Regions from separate parts of the Homo sapiens genome. Here region 2 is linked to region 1. Evidence: chromatin contacts called from ENCODE Hi-C or POLR2A ChIA-PET data. All regions are on one chromosome and are shown on one strand. The core of a region is the stretch at or near the end of the contact, and the rest is flanking DNA. Distances in the headings are between cores, read along the strand shown.

The links. Hi-C counts contacts between places; a loop is a spot of excess contacts on that map. ChIA-PET counts read pairs that join two places held with the same protein, here RNA polymerase II (POLR2A). Pooled maps may share reads with other maps.
Region 2: a loop to region 1 is called in a map of IMR-90, with 6 times the contacts of the local background. The contact joins two enhancer-like sites. A Hi-C loop is called at or near these places in 1 of 168 maps with a recorded cell type or tissue (IMR-90) and 3 of 50 pooled maps. POLR2A ChIA-PET finds 5 or more read pairs at or near these places in 5 of 52 experiments (GM12878, MCF 10A, activated CD4-positive, alpha-beta T cell and 2 more).

Annotation. Positions count from the first base shown.
Region 1 is chr17:58,782,728-58,788,834 of GRCh38, reverse strand. The region is part of intron 1 of PPM1E (protein phosphatase, Mg2+/Mn2+ dependent 1E); the gene reads right to left. Among named protein-coding and RNA genes, the nearest start is that of PPM1E, 30 kb to the right of the region's middle. Within about 2 kb of position 1,739, at least 2 of the 41 ENCODE cell types and tissues checked have a DNase peak (open chromatin) inside an H3K27ac peak, as active enhancers do; they include IMR-90, where a contact is called at or near this core.
Region 2 is chr17:58,997,753-59,003,426 of GRCh38, reverse strand. TRIM37 (tripartite motif containing 37) reads left to right here. Exons shown (of 24, transcript NM_015294.6): 23 at 1,713-1,829; 24 at 3,968-5,225. The coding sequence ends at 4,050. Among named protein-coding and RNA genes, the nearest start is that of TRIM37, 110 kb to the left of the region's middle. RefSeq lists enhancers at 1,691-1,740, 1,791-2,030, 975-2,174. Within about 2 kb of position 1,831, at least 22 of the 41 ENCODE cell types and tissues checked have a DNase peak (open chromatin) inside an H3K27ac peak, as active enhancers do; they include IMR-90, where a contact is called at or near this core.

The DNA of each region.
Region 1 (6,107 bases), core at 490-2,989:
AGCATGAAAAGGAATGTTCAATTTGTCTGCCCTAACTCCCTGCTATTGTTGCCAGAGACTGAGGCGGCAGAAAAAGGAAGAGGATCAGACTTAAAGTCTTAGTCTTTAAATTCTGCACTGACAAAAAATACGTTCATTGCTATTATATCCTTGAATATGAGAAATTCTTTTCTGTCCACCTCCTCCTAAACAGCAGCAGATAATTGGAGCAGAAACAAATTGAACATTCTTTTAAATGTTACCAAGAAGATGAAAACTGATCAACTAAAACTAGTTTAAAAGAAGTAAATTCAGGGAATTGGCATTTCATAAAATGGATGGCTTCTGCTAAGTAAATGTACCTTCTTCCCTCACAATAGTATGTGAAACTATACCCGTAGTGAAAGAGTACCGTTGTAGCAGACTGAAGTGACTCTTCTGTCAAGGGCATACAAATACCTCCAGTCACCTTGTTAATCTGTATACACTCTAACTCTTTGGATGAAAATCAAGGAAAGAAAGAGTTTATACAGACCCAGCACTTTGGGAGGCCGAGGCAGGTGGATCACTTGAGGTCAAGAGTACGAGATCAGCCTTGCCAACACGGTGAAACCTCGTCTCTACTAAAAGTTCAAAAATTAGCTGGGTGTGGTGCCGAGCGCCTGTAATCCCAGCTACTTGGGAGGCTGAGGCAAGAGAATCGCTTGAACCTAGGAGACAGAGGTTGCAGTGAGCTGAGATCGGGCTACTGCACTCCAGCTTGGGCGACAGAGTAAGACTCCATCTCAGGGAAGAAGAAAAAAAGTTTATACAGTTTGATGTGCTGAAAGACTGCAAAAATAGAAATTTGGAACAAGAATTTGTACAGAACTGGCATTTTCATGTTTTAAAGAAAACTCTGAACACGGCCAAAACCATTTTTTTCTTTCTTTTCTTTTTTTTTTTTTTTTAGACAGAGTCTTACTCTGTTGCCCAGGCTGGAGTGCAGTGGTGCGATCTCGGCTCACTGCAAGCTCCACCTCCCAGGTTCACACCATTCTCCTGCCTCAGCCTCCCGAGTAGCTGGGACTACAGGCGCCTGCCACCACGCCTGGCTAATTTTTTGTATTTTTAGTAGAGATGGGGTTTCACCCTGTTAGCCAGGATGGTCTCATCTCCTGACCTGGTGATCCGCCCGCCTCGGCCTCCCAAAGTGCTGGGATTACAGGTGTGAGCCACCGTGCCTGGCCCCATTTCTTTACTAAAGTACTCATAAGTGAAACAACTTCTGTATGGTTATGTATACTCTCTAGACTCTTTGGAATGGTAAGTGCTACACACATGGAAATAATACAAAATGATTAGTCCATGGGTCCAAGAATAACGAATTATTAAATCTCCAGAGAAAAATCCATTTTTAGATTTCCATTTTTACCAAACAAATATTAAGCTATCATATTAGCTGTGGGTTAAAAAAAAAAGAAGAAAAGAAAAAAAAGAAAAATTTGGGCCAATAATGCATTAGTACTTAAGTCATGTGTATTCAGAGAATTTCTGTACAAAATATTTAATCTAATGTATTACTGTGGGAATCTTGCCATCATAACTGTTTATGTCCAGTATGGGAGCCACTGAGGTTTGAGAGTCACACAGCCCTGTATGCCATCTTTGCCATTTACTAGTTATATGACTTTGGGCAAGTTATCAAACTTTTCTGAGCCTTGAATTCCTTATCTAATAGAATTTGAGTAAGAACTAAATATGATTATGCACACAACTATTTGGCACATTGCCTGACCCACAGCCAGAGGTCCGCATCAGCTGCTATTGTAATGTTAAATGGGCCAATTTATTTAACACCCTCTACTTCAGAATTTTCAAAATCAAAATTATGTAACTAACCCCTAGTGGTTTTCAATATATGTTTAGAAGAAATCCTTTCAGAAATGTGTCAAAGAAAATTAAGCAATAGAAAGCTAATAGCTTATGCACAAAGATTATGATTGCAATGTTATTTAAATAATAAATATTAAACTTAAATATTCAAAATAAGGGACTAATTATTAAATTATGTATAAACTGCAGATGAACATTAGGCAACAACAAAAACAATAATATGGAAGTTGTGTAACGGTGGCAGAATTATGCATTACAGTAGTCTCTCTTTATTCATGGTTTTACTTTTTGAAGTTTTAGTTACCCATGGTCAACTGCAATCCAAAAATATTTAATGGAAAATTCTACAAATAAACAATTCATAAGTTTTAAACTGCACGCCATTCTGTAGCAGCCCGATGAAATCTTGCATCATCCCACTCCGTCCTGCCTGGGACATGAATCATCCCTTTGTCCAGTGTATCTATGCTGTGCATGCTACCAGCTGTTAGTAATTTAGCAGCCAGGCTGGCTATCAGATCAACTGTCAGGTAACATTATAGCAATGTTTGTATTCAAGGAACTCTTATTTTACTTAATAATGGTCCCAAATTGCAAAAGTAGTGATGCTGGCAATTCAGATATGCTAAAGAGAAGCCATAAAGTGCTTCCTTAAAAGTGAAAAGGTGGCCAGGCCCGATGGCTCACACCTGTAATCCCAGCACTTTGGGAGGCCGAGGCGGGCAGATCACGAGGTCAGGAGACGGAGACCATCCTGGCTAACATGGTGAAACCCCGTCTCTACTAAAAATACAAAAAATTAGCCAGGTGTGGTGGCAGGTGCCCGTAGTCCCAGCTACTTGGGAGGCTGAGGCAGGAGAATGGCGTGAACCCGGGAGGCGGAGCTTGAAGTGAGCCGGGATTGCGCCACTGTACTCCAGCCTGGGCGACAGAGTGAGACTCTGTCTCAAAAAAAAAAAAAAAAAGTGAAAAGGTGAAAGTTCTTGATTTCAAGAAAGAAAAAAATCATATGCTGAGGTTGCTGAGATTTATGGTAAGAATGAATCTTCCCCCAACCCCATGAAATTGTGAAGGAAAAAGAGATTCATGTTAGTTTTCCTGTCACACCTCAAACTGCAAAAGTTATAGCCACAGTGTGTGATAAGTGCTCAGTTAAGATGGAAAAGGCAGTAAATTTGTGGGTGGAAAACATGAACTGAAACGTGTTTCAATTAATACAATCAGCAACTGGGTCTGGTACTATCTGTAGTTCAGTCATCCACTGGGGGTCTTGGAACGCATCCCCCTAAGACTGGGGGGGTCGTGGTTACTGTACTTTCTCTCCTATCTTCCATAGTTTTTATTATATTTTTTATAAAAAATAAAAGTTATGGCTGGGCAAGGTGGCTCATGCCTGTAATCCCGGCACTTTGGGAGGCTGAGGCAGGAAAATCACTAGAGGCCAGGAGTTCAAGACCAGCATGGGCAACATAAAGAGATCCTGGTTCTACTATATATATATATATATATATATATATATATAAATTAGCCAGGTGTGGTACATCTAGCTACTCTGGGAGGCTGAGGCAGAAGAATTGAACCTGGGAGTTCAAGATTGCAGTGAACTATGATTATACCACTGCACTCTTGCCTGGGCAACAGAGTGAGACTCTGTCTCAAAATAAATAAATAAATAAATAAATAAATAAATAAATAAAAGTTATATTATTCTTCTAAAAATTCGAGTGCCAGGACAATTCAGTGAGGGAAAGAACAAGTTTTTCCAACATATGGTGCTAGGATAACTAGATGTCCACTTGCAAAAGAATCAAATTGAACTCCAACTCCTCTATATACACAAATTATCTCAAAATAAATCTTAGACCTAAATGAAAAGCTAAAACTATACAACTCTTAAGAGAACACATAGTAAATCTTCATGACCTTGGATTGGGCAACACCAAAGGACATGTGACAAAAGAAAAAATATATAAATTGGACTATATCAAAATTGAAAATCTTTGGTTGCAAATGATACCATCAAGAAAGTGAAGAACTCACAGAATGGGAGAAAATACTTGCTAAGCATATATGATAAGGGACTTCTGTCCAGAATATATAGAGAACTCTTACAATTCAAATAATAAAAGATAAATAACCCAATTTAAAAAATGGGTAAGGCTAGGCATGGTGGCTCATGCCTGTAATCCCAGCACTTTGGGAGGCTGAGGCAGGCGGATCACGAGGTCAGGAGATAGAGACCATCCTGGCCAACATGGGGAAACTACGTCTCTACTAAAAATACAAAAATTAGCTGGGTGTGGTGGCACGGGCCTGTAATCCCAGCTACTCAGGAGGCTGAGGCAGGAGCATTGCTTGAACCCGGGAGGCGGAGACTGCAGTGAGCCAAGATGGTGCCACTGCACTCCAGCCTGGCGACAGAGTGAGACTCCGTCTCAAAAAAAAATAAAGACTCCGTCTCAAAAAAAAAAAAAAAGTGGTGGGGGGGAGGAGGGTAAAGGATTTGAATGAATATTTCTCCAAAGAAGATATACAAATGGCCAGTAACCATATGAAAAAATGTAAAATCAAACCAATATTCAAGACATCTGAACTTTGATTCACTCTATAACATTCTTACTAAAGCAGTAAACTAGCTTCATTCAGACACTATACAAGGACCGGACGTGGTGGCTCATGCCTGTAATCCCAGCACTTTGAGAGGCCTCGGTAGGCAGAACACTTGAGGTCAGGAGTTCGAGACCAGCCTGGCCAACATGGTGAAACCCGTCTCTACTACAAATACAAAAAATTAGCTGGGTGTGGTGGTGCGTACCTGTAATCCCAGCTACTCGGGAGGCTAAGGTGGGAGAATTGCTTCAACCAGGGAGGTGGAGGTTGCAGTGAGCCGAGACTGAGCCACTGCACTTCAGCCTGGGCAACAGAGTGAGACTCTGTCTCAAAACAAAACAAAACAAAACAAAAAAAACAGGCCGGGCACGGTGGCTCACACCTGTAATCCCAACACTTTGGGAGGCTGAGGCAGGTGGATCACCTGAGGACAGGAGTTTGAGACCAGCCTGGCCAGCATGTCGAAACCCTGTCTCTACTAAAAATACAGAAAAAAGTAGCTGGGCGTGGTGGTGGTCACCTGTAATCCCAGCTACTCGGGAGGCTGATGCAAGAGAATCGCTTGAACCTGGGGGTAGGAGGTTGCAGTGGGCCGAGATCACGCCATTGCACTCCAGCCTGGGTAACAGAGTGGGACTCCATCTCAAAAAAACAAACAAAACCACTACACAAATATACTACTGCCTCTCGAAGCATCCTGTTTATTCTCTAGACAGCTCTAATCACTAGAAAATTCTTCCTTCTTTTGGGCTTATGTCCCAGAGCTGCTTTTATGGCTAGATTAAGTCTAATTCTTTTGCCACATGAGAAAGGGCTGATACTGCTGTCATTTGGACATACGCCAATTTTCTCAAAGGTAGTACCTAAATCTGGATACATGCCAAGTCCAGGCCTAACCAACCTCCTTTATTCAAAAAACTACAGTAATTAAATTTTGGCAGGCAAATCTTATGGCTGATTCACAATTAAGTTTATCAACAATAAAATTCCCTTTGTCATAAATGCTCCTATTAGGCTATTTATCCTTCATCAATTCTTCTTTCAAATGGTTTTTTCCAACCCAAATTCAGGATTATATATTTAGTTATACTTATTTAAACCAATCTGTTAACTCCTTGTTGCTACAGACTTTCAAATTATTTTTACTGTTTGCATGAAGGTCCATCAAGCTTTGTCATTTCTGAATGTGATCATCATGCTGTCAAAGTCCTTACTCATTGCTTACCTCCAATCCTCTGGCATTTTTCTATTCTCAATAATTCCTCAAAGTTGAACTTTCTTACCTACAAGTTCATAGCAATCTCAGATATAATTAGTTCAGGTTAGAAAACAAAGTCATATTGAGTAGTTAAGATACTTTCTTAATTTCACCTATATTGGACTTTAATTCTACTTTACTAAGTGATTTGTTGTTGTTCTTACAGAATAAATATTATTCTCCTTGATGGAAAATATGGAAACAAAATAGGAGCTGTTAGTATTAAAAAAGCATACATTTTCCATATTCCTGTTTCTGAATATAATTCTAAAATCTTTAAAATTATCTTTAATATATTCCTCACATCTGTTAATTCTTAATTTTAATTATTCTGCCACACTTATGTTTGTCACTTTTCTATATTCATCTTTTATAAATATCCTTT
Region 2 (5,674 bases), core at 582-3,081, 210 kb before region 1:
GGATTTTACTTTTGCTTTATTCAAATAACACTAGCTCCTGAACAATTTTTATGTTAATTTCTTAAAATTTGAACCTCAACCTTAAATCCCAAACCGAAATTAGGCACATAAATCTTACTTTGAATTTTGAGGTAAGACTTTTTTCCCCCTCTTCAGAGCCCAGTAGAAACAGACAAAATTCCTTGCTGTTTTCCTATGCCAGTAGGCAGACATTTTTCTAGTCTGTTCTTTCAATAGGAATTTTAGCATTGGCCAGGCATGGTGGCTCATGCCTGTAATGCCACCACTTTAGGAGGCCAAAGCGGGTGAATCACTTCAGCTCAGGAGTTGAAGACCAGTCTGGGCAACATGGCGAAATCCCATGTCTACTAACAAATTACAAAAATTAGCCAGGTGTGATGGCACAGGCCTGTTGGGAGGCTGAGGTGGGAGGATCATCTGAGCCCTGGGAGGTCAAGGCTGTGGTAAGCCATGATTGCACCACTGTACTCCAGCCTGGGTAACAGAGTGAGACCCTGTCTCAAGAAAACAAACAAAAATTTTAACATTATGCAGGGGGTGGAGTTTTAGTCTCACTTTTAATTCCCTTTCTGTGGGGGGTTCATTTTTCTATCCCAAGGCAGTGTTTAAAAATCCTCACAGGAAGCTCTCCAGGGCAACTGTGGTCCCTGACCCACTAATGAAAGTTCCTTATCTTTCTTTGTTTCTGACACTGTGGATTTCCTTTCTGCCTTTTAATGTGCTTGTTCATTAAAATAATGTTTTACATTTATATTTTATCTTGCTATTTGTAAGGATTTGTAGCAGAAAGATTTTCAGGTTTTCTTGATTGCTATCTTGCTGAAACAAATACTTTTTATAGAATTATTCTTTTAAAAATCAACTGATGTGGCCAGGCACAGTGACCTGTAATCCCAGCACTGTAAGAGGCTAAAGTGGGAGGATCTCTTCTCAAGCCCAGGATTTCAAGACCAGCCTGGGCAACATATTATAGCAAGACCCTGTCCCTCCAAAAAATTTTTAAATTAGCAGGGCATGGTGTCATGTACCTGTGGACCTATCTACTTGGGAGGCTAAGGCGGAAGTATCCCTTGAGCTTAGGAGTTTGAGGCTGCAGTGAGCTATGATCAGGCCACTGCAGCCCAGCCTAGGGTGACAGAGCGAGACCCTGTCTCTCAAAAAATAAAAATAAATACAAATCAACCGACATACACAAAAAAATTAGATGCCCAATTAGAATACAAACTATTATTAGAATTGCCAGAATTTCTAATATTCATACACCATGTGGATTTGTATAACACATTTATATTTATGTTTTAGGCTAGGGAATATAATTATGTCTATAATGAATCAGGATTAAAAGAGTTCCTGTTATCTCTTGTGACTGAAAAAAAAACAGTGTTTGATTTGGAAAAAAGTATTATCAGTATAATAAAATTAATGCTGGTTTCAAATAATAACTTTCAGGTACTATGGAAAGGGCAATTTTAAACTTTGAGAACAGAAATAAAACCACTCTAAATAGCTAAAGAGAATCGAGGTTTGTGCGGTTACTTTTGTCTTTGTTTTGTTAGTGTTTAGTTTGTTGAATTCTTGGCATTCCATGTAAAATTCAATAGGAATCTCAGTTTAGCAGATACGGAGATTTCTGTTTCCTTTTACTTACAGTGGTTTCTTTTCAGAAACATGTTCTCCTTCCTTCCTGCCAGGAATGAGTAGCGACAGTGACATTGAATGTGACACTGAGAATGAGGAGCAGGAAGAGCATACCAGTGTGGGCGGGTTTCACGACTCCTTCATGGTCATGACACAGCCCCCGGATGAAGGTGCAGCACATGATGTCATTTTACACAGATTACTAAAACCACCGCTGCCGCTTCTCTTTCTTCTTCTTCTGCTGCTGCTACTTCTACTTTTTCCGCTCTACTGCTTTTGCTTCTTCTGCTTCTACTTCTTTTTTTTTTTTTTTAATTATTGTCATTTGTGAGACAACATTCTTTGGTTAACTATTATGGTGAGTACTAAAAAAACACAGCCAGTAATATTTGGCTTGGTTGCACCTAATGAGTGCTACTTACTGGGCAGAGACGGGGTCCACAACCTGCTTTTGTATAGTCTGTGACCTGAGAATGGTTTTTACTTTGTAAAGAGTCTTTAAAAACCAAGCAAAAGAAACAAAGAAGAATTTTCTTTGTGGGTTTTTTTTTTCTTTTTTTTTTTTTTTGCCCCGAGATGGAGTCTTGTTCTGTCACCCAGGATGGAGTGCTGTGGCGTGATCTTGGCTCACTGCAACCTCCGCCTCCTGGGTTCAAGCGATTCTCCTGCCTCAGCCTCCTGAGTAGCTGGGATTACAGGTATACACCACCACGCCTGGCTAATGTTTTTGTATTTTTAGTAGAGATGGAGTTTCACCATGTTGGCCAGGCTGGTCTCGAACTCTTGACCTCGTGATCCACCTGCCTTGGCCTCCCAAAGTCCTGGTATTACAGGCGTGAGCCACCGTGCCCAGCCCAAAGAAGAATTTTCAAGAGAGTCCATTTGTGGCCTACAATGCCTAAATATTTACCCTTCATAGGAAATGATTGCCAATCCCTGGGGAGATTTCAGATGTTTGGGTTTTTTTTCCTTTTCTAGCCTACTGTAAGATAACTTTAACCTTTTAAAATAAAAATAACTTAGAAATACATGCAGATTATGAAATAATTTTTATTCCCTCCTACCCCCAAAAAAGTTATTAGGAAAAAAACAAGAGAAACCTACTATTAATATTTTCCCTTGTTTTCTTCTGTCTTATTTGCATTGCATTTCTTCTTCTTTTTTTTTTAGACAGAGTCTTGCTCTGTCTCCCAAGCTGAAGTGCAGTGGCACAATCTCAGCTCACTGCAACTTCTGCCTCCTGGGTTCAAGCAATTCTCCCACCTCAGCCTCCTGAATAGCTGGGACTACAGGCATGTGCCACCACATCCAGCTAGTTTTTGTAATTTTTAGTAGAGACAGGGTTTCACCATGTTGGCCAGCCTGGTCTCGAACTCCTGACCTCAGGTGATCTGCCCACCTTGGCCTCCCAAAGTACTGGGGTTACAGGTGTGAGCTACCATGCCAGCCCTACCTAAATATTTTATAAATAGTTTTTTATTCTGCTTTTTTCACTTAAATATATTTGTATGTTATTTAAAATTTCATAAACTTCATTTTTTATGGCAACCTAATATTCTATCATGTGGATATACCATAAGTATTCTGCTGTCAAGCAGTTTTCTGGAATACAGATTAATCAGTAAAAGGATATACTGTCAAGTTAGAGAAATACACATTTAAAGTTACCCAGAGGCCTTAATAATCAATCTGAACATTCCTCTGCAAGATATCCTGGAGTGACAACATTGTTAAGCCTATGCCATTTTCTGCTTTATATTTTGCATATTTTCCTGGTGCTCTGGTATCTTTTTCAATACAGAACCAAGCATTTGATGATTTGTAAGTATTAAGGCATCTTTAGTAACTTCCTCTGCTTCTAAAATAAGCATCCAAATTTTGTGCAAGTTATTTGGAGTGCTGGTGGGTTTTTGTAGTGATACTTGAATGCGTAGTTTAATTGGCTTTGAAATATGTTTTATGTTTATAAGGTCTTGAATCTTGAGAATATACACCATTGCTTCTTGTTCCCTTTTTAAGCTGTCCCCAGATTGTCCCCAGGAGGACAAAATGAGACAATTCCTGTCATCTTTTAATTGTGGGTGTCTATTACACATTTTGTTTTTTTCTCCTTTATTTTTCCTTTGTGTTTGCTTATACCTGACTCAGATCACAAATTCTCTGAAGACAGAGATTTGTTCACAACCCAGCACATCTTTATCACTTAAATAACACATTTGGTAAGATTATTTAAAGACTTGGGAAGGAAAATACTGCCCTTGTTATATGCTTTTAAATTTTAAATTTTTTATTTATTTTTTAATCATAGATACACATTCCAGTTTTCCTGATGGTGAACAAATAGGCCCTGAAGATCTCAGCTTCAATACAGATGAAAATAGTGGAAGGTAATTGCCAAATCAAGAGAACTGACTTGCAAGCTACCTTGACCCTGAATTTTGCTGTAGTTGGTGCTCAAATTTGTCATCAGTCAGATAATCAGATTTGGTCTTATTTCTTCATTATCTCGACCTGAAATAGTAATTTGGAAACTGTTGGAAGGTGGCACAGTTTAGTCTAAGACAGCAGTAGTACATGGGAAAAACAGTATGGGAAGAGTTCTTTGTAATGTAAGGAAATAACAATGTAGTTCTCTATTAATTTAGCAAATTTGTACATTCACAAAAGGCAGTTTGTCTACTACAGCAGAAGGCTGGTTAACTGCCAGAAAATGTACCTCCAGGCCCTGCATGCCGTCAGTAACCCGCCCGGCATTGGTGCTCTACTGTCTTTGGCTAGAGCTTAGTTGTGTTTAAATAATCATCTTTATATTTGGGGTTTTAATTACAGTTCCATTAGTGCCTGTAGATTAGTGAACAGAAAATTGCTTTGGAAGAGATTCTGCCCTGTAGACACTATGTGAATAACTGAAGTAACACTAGACTGAATCTCCTTTTTGGAGTATGTATCTTCTCTCACTTGTTCAAGTACAGGCACACTGTTCAACCGCATGGTATCTTTCTGTTGTGTGACTTCTACAAATGTAATTTTAAATGAAATTAAGTTAACATGGATTCATTACGTTCCTGGCCCTGTAGACACGTGTAAGATTATTTAAAATTCTTTCATTTTTTTCTGCCTCTTACTATACGACTGTAGTGCAACAAATATTTTAAAGCCCCCTTTTCTTCTTTATTTTCATTAGTTGTACATTGATTTCAGTGTCAACACATTTAAAGATTCATTCATGTTGCACAGTGGCTTACATGAACGTGAAACTGTGATATAAGGTTTTCTTTCATACTCATAATTAGCCCAAAACAGTTGCCAAACTTTGCCATTGTGCTCCTGCATTTGTGTTTGAGCTGCTATATATTTGTGGAAATTACACTGAAAGTTGACTAAGAGACTATTGAAAAAGCATGAATAATTAAATATACATGTGAGAGACATCTCATCTGCTGTATTTTACTTAGTGAATATTGTTCACTCTTCCGTGTCTGATGTCTTGCTGAATGCTGTGACTCATAGTTTACTTTTGTTCAAAATAGTTTGCACTTTTTGTTAATAAAATCAACTTGAGAAAATATGCCTCTGCTGTTTATTAAATTGGGACCAGAAACCCCTTCTTTTCTACTCATTGCCTCATTAGTAGTGTAGAGAAGATCCAAACATTTGATTAGTTTGTGTTTAGTCTAATGGCGAGGAGTGATGCCTAGCATCGATCCCAGTCATTCTAAAATTAGAATAAACCTGAAAGGCCAAAAGATTTCTTCAGAGATGATAGCTTTTAGTTCAGACCTGTTTGCTTTTAGGACAGGAAAGTAGTTTCCCCCTCGTTTCCAAGCCACCTTATATACTAAAGCTGCTCTGAGTTCCTTGGTGATGTCGGGAACACCGCTGTTTTCCCTCTTCCTTGATGTAGTCTGCTATGCTAAATTTTAGGTAGCAGAGAGGGAAGGAAGAGGCACAGGAGAAGAACCAGTTGCTCCACTCTCTGCTTGTCCTACTTTCTTGCTCTTTCTGTACCCTGATA